Linked DNA regions of Mus musculus: regions 1 and 2 are each linked to region 3. The links are chromatin loops, found by intact Hi-C in ENCODE. Cell type or tissue: heart. All regions are shown on one strand.

Region 1 (2,500 bases), 57 kb after region 3:
ACTTGGGAGGCAGAGGCAGGCGGATTTCTGAGTTCGAGGCATGCTGGGCTACAGAGTGAGTTCCAGGACAGCCAGGGCTACACAGAGAAACCCTGTCTTGAAAAACAAACAAACAAAAAAGACAGAAGCACACGGGACTGCTGTGTGTGTGTGTGGCTGAGTGGACTGTGCAAACAGTGGGACCCTTAAAAAAAAAAAAGTAAGAATTTGATAGAACATTAAACGGGACATGAGGCGTGTCTGTGTTCATGGGCTCATGCATTCTTGGGTCACCAGTACCAGAAACCCATCCTGAAGTAAAGAAAAAGCACAAAGAAAGTACTGTATAGCCATGTGTAAACTCACAATACACATGCACAAAAGCTCTGAGGCCACCATGTGTAAACTCATAATACACACAAAGGCCCAGTGGCCACTATGTGTAAACTCATAATACACACAAAGGCCCTGTGGCCACCATGTGTAAATACACAATACACACAAAGGCCCTGTGGCCACCTGGCACTCACATGGCAGGTGGCGGAGTTGGACTCTAAAGGCAGACCTGCCAGGTCCTCCCTGAAGGGCCGGCCCATTAGACCTGACAGTCTGAGGAACTGCCCCTTCCTAAGAGGCAGGGTTTCTTGACACTGTGGTACCCAAGACCCAACTCCCTGTTACCCAAGTTTGAAGTCTGGTTCTGTCTAGTCATTCTCTGGGGCCCCATTTCTTTATCTGTATATTATTATCTCTATTTACTACTGAGTTATTTCTCATGACTCATACGCAACACGTAGAGTAGCCCAGCCACATAAATGGCCTGGGTGGTGCTCCCCAACCCCCTCCATGGTCTCACTGTGGGCCTCCGTTTGCTCTCCTGGGGTTACCTCCTGCACTGACTTACCTCCACCTAAAGAAAGCCAAACCACCCAGCAGTGAGTATAGATCTGGGGCCATCTTCCTTCCACATCCACGCTTCCAAGTGGAAGGAAACACAGCCTACAGCTCCGGCCTTTGCTGAGGGCCACTGCGCTGCAAAGGGCTCCCTCTAGCGGTGCGAAGCTGCTCCCCTGGGCCCTAGCTCACCCTGGGGAGGAAGTGGGAAGCAGCTGGAATCCAGCTCTTTCTCCCCTGGGCGGTGTGGCAGGGTCTTAAGGCTCTCAGCTTCTGGCCCGTGTGTGGAGACGCCTGTAGACTCGCCTTTGTCTTTTCAATCCTTTGAGCAGCAGACCTGGATCAATGCAGCAGCAAGAGTAGAGGCTCCAAGAAGAGAAGCTGCCAGTTCGCGGCTGTCTGCGGGGGAGGGGGAGAGAGGATGGGGGCGGGGGGCGGTTCCAGGCCTGCAGCACAGACCACCCACAGTTCGAGGCTCTTACAGATGGCAGAAAGGGGGGGCATGGAAACCTACAGCTTCCCCCCCCCCCCACACAGGGTTTCTCTGTATAGCCCTGGCTGTCCAGGAATTCACTTGTAGACCAGGTTGGCCTCGAACTCAGAAATCCGCCTGCCTCTGCCTCCCCAGTGCTGGGATTAAAGGCGTGCGCCACCAGCCTACAGCCTTGAAGTACAGACAGAGAGAAGAGGGTGGAGGAAGGGGTGCATGGGTAGGTACTTTGGGTGGGCGTGTCGGCTGCGGGGGTGGGAGGTGAGTGACCACTCTAGAGAACTCTGAAACACTTTTCCTCTTTGGGGTTTTGAGACAATGTCTTGTTGTGTGACCCTGCCTGGCCTAGAACTCACTACAGAGCTCAGCTTAGCCTTGAACTCCATGCAGTCCTCAAGGGCTTAAAGAATAGGTATGCCCTCCATTCTCTGCTCTCCCCAGCCACTTGGCTGACACGGAATTCACTCTGTAGAACAGGTTAGCCTGGAACAGTCTATGTAGACCAGGCTAGCCTCAAACTCATAGCAATACTGTGGCATCGACCTCCTGGTGCTGGGATTCCAGGCAGTGTACCACTCCTGACCCCAGGCCTGCTTTCCTCTTCCTTTGTTGCTTGCACTCACCCCTATGTCTCCCTGTGCCACCTGTGTCCCCCTGTACCCCCTATATAGCTGAGAATGACCTTGAACTTCTGACCCCACCCCACCCCCGACTTCCACTTCCTGGGTGGCAGGATTTCAGGCTTAAGCCACCGCTGCCACATTTATGTGATCCTAGGGGTGGAACCCAGGGCTCCATGCACACTAGGCAAGCATTCTGCCCGCTGAACTCCCAGCCTCCAAAACCTTTTAGGACATGTTTTCCCTGTGCAGCCCTGGCTGTCCTGGAACTCACTCTGCAAACCAGGCTGGCCTTGAACTCAGAGATGTACCTGCCTCCGGACTGTTGGGATTAAATTCATGTGCCACCACGCCAAACCCTTCTTAAGGACAGACTCCTAGGGCCCTTTGCAGCCCGCTGCTTGGGCTGGTCTGGAGGGGAGCCTAGGCACCTGCATTCATACAGACAGCGAGTGAGGCTGATACACAAAAGCCTCCTCAGCTCCTGTGACATCCATTGCCACCTAGGAGCATACAA
Region 2 (2,500 bases), 52 kb before region 3:
AGGGCACCCAGACCCTCAGCTCCATTGTCCCCACAGGAGCTCGCTGGGACACCCAGACCGGAGTCATTGCTGAAGCCCGGTTGAAGGATCTGACCCCAGTCATGCCCGTCATCTTCATCAAGGCCATTCCTGTGGACCGAATGGAGACCAAGAACATCTATGAATGCCCCGTATACAAGACGCGTATCCGAGGACCCACCTATGTCTGGACTTTTAACCTGAAGACCAAAGAGAAGGCAGCCAAGTGGATCCTGGCAGCTGTGGCGCTGCTCCTGCAGGTGTAGCCCTACCTACAGTGTGACTAGGCCGGTACCGATCCTGCCTGGTTCTAACCAGAAAACAGACACATTTTACCACTTTTGACTTCTTACAAACCCAGTGCTCCTGGGCTATGGAGCAGGCGTGGGGGTGTCAGGGGCGGGGTGTATGTGTACAGATTAAAATGCTTGCAATCATTGTGCCCGTCTGATGCACTCAGTTCCCAATGCCACACACAGCAGTGAAGCCTGATTCCCAGCAGCTAAGGAGCCAGCATCCTGGGAAACAAACCCTGAATCTGACTTTCAGGAGCCCAGGAACTTGGCTCGCGCAAGCAGGAGGTGGGGTCAGGGTACAGCACACAAAGTGCCACAGCCAGGGCATCAGGTGCTCCCTGCACACAGCAGCATCTACACTGAGCTCAAGAATAAACAAGAGCCTGCAGTAATCCCCATGCCTGCCTTCCCAACTGCTGTCCCAGAACTGAAAAAGCCAGCCGTGACAGACAGGTGCCATGCAGCCACCCTTCCCACAGAGTAAGGACAGCAGGAGCTGTCACCACATGCTGTGCTCTGGGGTCCCGGGTTTCTCCTGCCTGCAGTAGGGCAGCAGCAGTACAGACTAGGGCCCTCCCCACCTCGTACTTGTGCCGGTCCCACCCCACCTAGTCACACACACCCTGCAAATGCTCCAGACCCAGCTGTGGGGTGGCTGTGTGGACCTTGGTTCTCCACCTAACATGCACACAGGCATGCACAGACACCCCTCGGAGACACAGCAGACTGCAACCCCTTTCAACAGCCCTCCCTCTTCAGTAGGTACCCGCCCCTAGTGATGATGGGCAGACAGGTGGGCTGAGGCCCCGCTGACTGACTGAATCTATCAGAACCATCAGCAGGAAAGAGAAAAAAGCCAAGCCTCAGAGACAGACAGTACTGATGCCAAGCTAACACACAGCAAGGCACCCAGGCTACAAACAGGCGGCAGGACATTGGGAGATAGGCAAGAGGACACCAGGGGTGATGGGAAACAGCCAGCAAAGCCTCTAGCTCCAGTAAGGGGGGGGGGGGGCTCCCTGTAGGGCAGGATATCACTTTCTGGGTTTCTAAGCCTTCAAAGTTGCAAAGCAAAGCTCAGCTCCTTGGGCACTGCCCCACCCCAGCCTGTCTGATCTGGGACCAGGCGCCTGAAGGACAGTCACCTAAGGGAAGAGGCCCTGGTATCTGAGCCCCAACCAGGGACAGAGGGACTCTAACCTCCTTGGGGAACCCTAGCTGCTGTGCACTGCCTCTGCTGGCCAGGAGGGGTCACTGTAGCTCCCTCATGTGGCACAGCCAGCAGGCTCCAGGCAACTTGTTCCAATCCTTGGTAATAACACAAAGTGAATTTTTCTAATTTTGCCTTTGAAGCCTAAAATAAAGCAGTAATTTATTCCACACATACAAATTGTGAGTTGACAAAATTATCTCCAAACTTTCCAAAGGCCAAGCTACCTGCAGGTATCTGGAACAAAGTGCTGGATTCAGACTAAAGAGCCCGGACTGCAGAGAGGAGGAGTCCCAAAAGGCCTGAGAGTCACCAGGGGCACAGAGCAGAGGAGGGTCACTCTGCCCAGTGCTGCTCATTCGAATGCCAGTGCCCTATACGCCCAGCCCCCTGCAGTTCCTGTGCTGGTATCAGTTATGCCTGGGTCGCACACAATGCTGAGCGCTGCTGCCCAGGACAGCACTGCCCCACCTTGTAACTCCAAGCAGCAGCCGTCCTGGCTATGTCTGGGTGTTTCTGACTCTGCAGGGCCCCCTGCTACAGCCAGTCACTGGTGGCAAGGCCAGCCAGCCACAGCTTGTTGATCTCAACAGAGGCAGCATCACTGCTGTGGGGTCCCTATGGTTGTTCCCTGCACAGCAGGCTGTGCTGTAGCGAAACTCAAGTTTCCAGCCTCCCAGACACCCTGGAGAGGAATGGACAAGAGAGCAGGCTTCTCAAAGTGCACTGGAGGGGACCTGCTGTGAGGAGGGACACAACATTTGAACCGGCTTATCTATCATAAGCTGGAACCTAACTAGATGGTGGTAGTGCACGCCTTTAACCCCAGCACTCGGGAGGCAGAGGCAGGCAGATCTCTGAGTTCGAGGCCAGCCTGGTCTACAGAGTGAGTTCCAGGACAGCCAGGGCTACACAGAGAAACCCTGTCTCGAAACCATCCCCCACCCCCAAAAAGCAACAGCAATAGTAACTTCAG
Region 3 (2,500 bases):
AGGTCCTGGCACCAACACCCCCCCCCCCCCCCCCCGTCTTCCAGAAGTGCAGCAGGTGTTCTTAACTGCTGAGCCAGCAATCCAGCCCCTGACTTCCCTCTCTTACTTAAGAAGCTATCACAGTGTCTCACTGGGTCACAATCATGACTAGTCCTTGCTCATGGCCCACAGCCTCTTCCCCACTGTGGGTTTTGCCCCGCAGCTCTGCCGCCCCAGCGCTGCACCCGAGGCCTGACAGAGCCAGGCACGAAGTCAGGGTTTGTGGAATGGATGAATGAACTTGACTCGTGGCAGAGCATTGTAATTTACAAAGCACTTTCCCATCCATTAACTCCAGGGCTATTTCCTAAGAGTCCTCCCTGTCCTCCACTGCCCTCGGCTCAGAAGCATACGGTCAAGGCAGTGGCTGGGGAACACTCCCTGAATGAGATCAAGGAGGGCTTGTTCACAGAGAAAGGGAGAATCCATTTGGGGAGCCTGAGAGTGACTCGAAGGCAAGGACTGGGCCTCACCTGTGGGATCTCCATCTGTGAGCATCTGCTCATCAGACCAGTGTGAGATATTTTAAATAAGGCCCCTAAGCCTCTTGACTACTGGAATTGCCAGGGGCGGGGGACAGATGGGCACCCATCCCTATTTAACAGATAACAAGACTGAGTCCAGAGAGGCAGTGCACCTGCCCTGGTCTCTCTTAGTTCCTCAGCATCAGTGGAGCAGATTGGACACAGTGGGCCAGAAGGGAAGCAGGCAGCCCTCCCTCCTAGCCCAAGCTACTCTGTGTAGTCAGTTTGCCCTCCTACTGGTGTTACAAGAAGCCTGTGGTATCCAAGAGGGCAGGTCAGAAAGCCCACTGAGAGCAGACACTGTGTGTCACTTAGCTGGTTCTCAGGTGGCTGCCACTTCCTGCTGCCTGTTGCAAAACTCGACACTAGGCCTTTATAGATACTCACGTGACCAGGAGTAAACAACCTTTCACCTCAATCACCTGCTCTTATCAATACTCCCTCTCCACCCCACCATCGGGAAAGTTCAGACACCTTAAAACGTAGAGGCAAGAGAGGGTCCATTCTGACACCTCAGCGACTTTCAGGCAGTGGCTGAACCCGTTACAACGCTCTGTGGACAGTCCTCCTAGTCGACATTCCTTCTCAGGTTTGACCCTGTCCTGGGAAGTGAGGCTTCTCTCTCTGGGTTCCCCACTCCTGTTCTTGAATAAGGAGCCCCACAACCTCTTATTCTCTCTATACAGAGCCTGGGAAACAGCAAAACTCGGCTCGCCTACAAGACTCCAGCGCGCCCTCTGGTGGACTCGGGGGACGAGCATGGGATGAGGGTTTCTTTCCTCTAGCTCCCCCACCGCGCCGAGAGTACCTGGGCGGACCCACAGTTCGCCACGCAGGTTGGGAGGCCCAGATGAGTGATAAGGTAGTAGTTAGCTGCTCCTCCCACCCCACTCCCCAAAGGACATCAGCACCCACGTCTGTCACCGAAGAACCAGGCAATGGGCGGATGAGCTGAGGCCAGGTAGCTGCTTCTAAGTCAGTGTCTCCTCCACTTCTGGATCTCACAGCTTCATCTTTTGGACCTGTCTACAGGTAAATGTCGCGCATCCCCCTCCTCCACTTCCTAGGTCCCCAGTGGGCTGGTGGCTGAATGGTCCTACGTCCCTTTTGGTTGGCACGGGATGCTTGGAACTGTACATGAGGACCTCGGAGTGGCCTGGGTGCAGAGGGAGGGGAGCGTCCCCGCGGGGATCAAAAGAAAGGGAAGGGGTGCCAGGAGGGAGCCTCTCCCGGCTGGCCTCCTAGAACTGCCCGCGCGCTCCCATCGCGACGCCCCCGCCTCTGCCAGAAACCAGCCTTCTTAGAAGGGAGGGGGGGGAAAGTGTGAATGAGAAGTTGGGGGCGGAGCGCGCGGGGGAGGGGCCGCTGCCAGGAACGCTCGGCCAAGGCTGGCGCCGCGCCCGCCGGTCGGGCAGCCTCGCGCCGCGCTTTGTCTCCCTCTCGGTGAGTCTCGGCGGGTCCTGGAGGCCCCAGCTCCAAGCCCGCCCTCCGCGGCCCCTCCCTCGCCCTCCGCGCACAGCCTTTCAGTGCAGAGTAGTGACTAAACATTACAAGAAGACCGGCCGGGCAGTTCCAGGAATCGGGGGGCGGGGCGTACTGGCCGGGTAAATACCCGCGCGCGCGGCCTCCGAGGCGGCTCTAACTCTGACTCTACACTCGCCTGCTCTTACGACCGCTGTCTCTCCGGGCTCCCGGACGCCCCCTTCCCGGCCCAGCTCTCCGTCGAGGTCCCTCGCCCAGGTCCTTTGCCTGATTCGCCCAGGAGTGCGCCTCATCGGCCCGGGGAGCAGCGAAGCCAGAGGGGGCGCACGCACGGGGAGCCCCTTTGTAGACTTCACGGCTGCCAACATCTGGGCGCAGCGCGAGCCACTGCTGGCCGCCGCCTCGCCTCGGGGACCATAGGAGGCGCAGCCCCAAGGCCGGAGATTTCGCTTCGG

Evidence for each region. Hi-C counts contacts between places; a loop is a spot of excess contacts. Peaks named below come from ENCODE experiments on the same cell type or tissue, not always from the same donor. Only the 100,000 strongest peaks of a DNase experiment are listed, where the experiment ranks them.
Region 1: a loop joins it to region 3, with 4 times the contacts of the local background. A loop is called at or near these places in 20 of 42 quality-filtered maps.
Region 2: it touches region 3 in a loop (6-fold over the local background); 23 of 42 quality-filtered maps call a loop at or near these places.

What each region holds. Positions count from the first base shown.
Region 1 is chr11:117,911,418-117,913,917 of GRCm38, reverse strand. No RefSeq gene overlaps it. Among named protein-coding and RNA genes, the nearest start is that of Tha1, 39 kb to the right of the region's middle. In heart, a CTCF peak has its summit at 1,031 (motif pointing left); DNase peaks (open chromatin) are centred at 1,027 and 1,525; H3K4me3 peaks cover 385 bases; H3K27ac peaks cover 1,047 bases.
Region 2 is chr11:118,021,034-118,023,533 of GRCm38, reverse strand. It overlaps Pgs1 (phosphatidylglycerophosphate synthase 1), which reads right to left. Exons shown (of 10, transcript NM_133757.2): 10 at 1-129. Dnah17 (dynein, axonemal, heavy chain 17) reads left to right here. Exons shown (of 81, transcript NM_001167746.1): 81 at 37-1,811. The coding sequence ends at 284. Among named protein-coding and RNA genes, the nearest start is that of Mir6933, 20 kb to the right of the region's middle. In heart, a CTCF peak has its summit at 1,552 (motif pointing right); a DNase peak (open chromatin) is centred at 1,531.
Region 3 is chr11:117,968,881-117,971,380 of GRCm38, reverse strand. Socs3 (suppressor of cytokine signaling 3) reads left to right here and starts at 2,015. Exons shown (of 2, transcript NM_007707.3): 1 at 2,015-2,500. In heart, CTCF peaks have their summits at 1,314 (motif pointing left) and 2,330; DNase peaks (open chromatin) are centred at 680, 1,360 and 2,080; H3K4me3 peaks cover 1,470 bases; H3K27ac peaks cover 1,789 bases; H3K27me3 peaks cover 683 bases.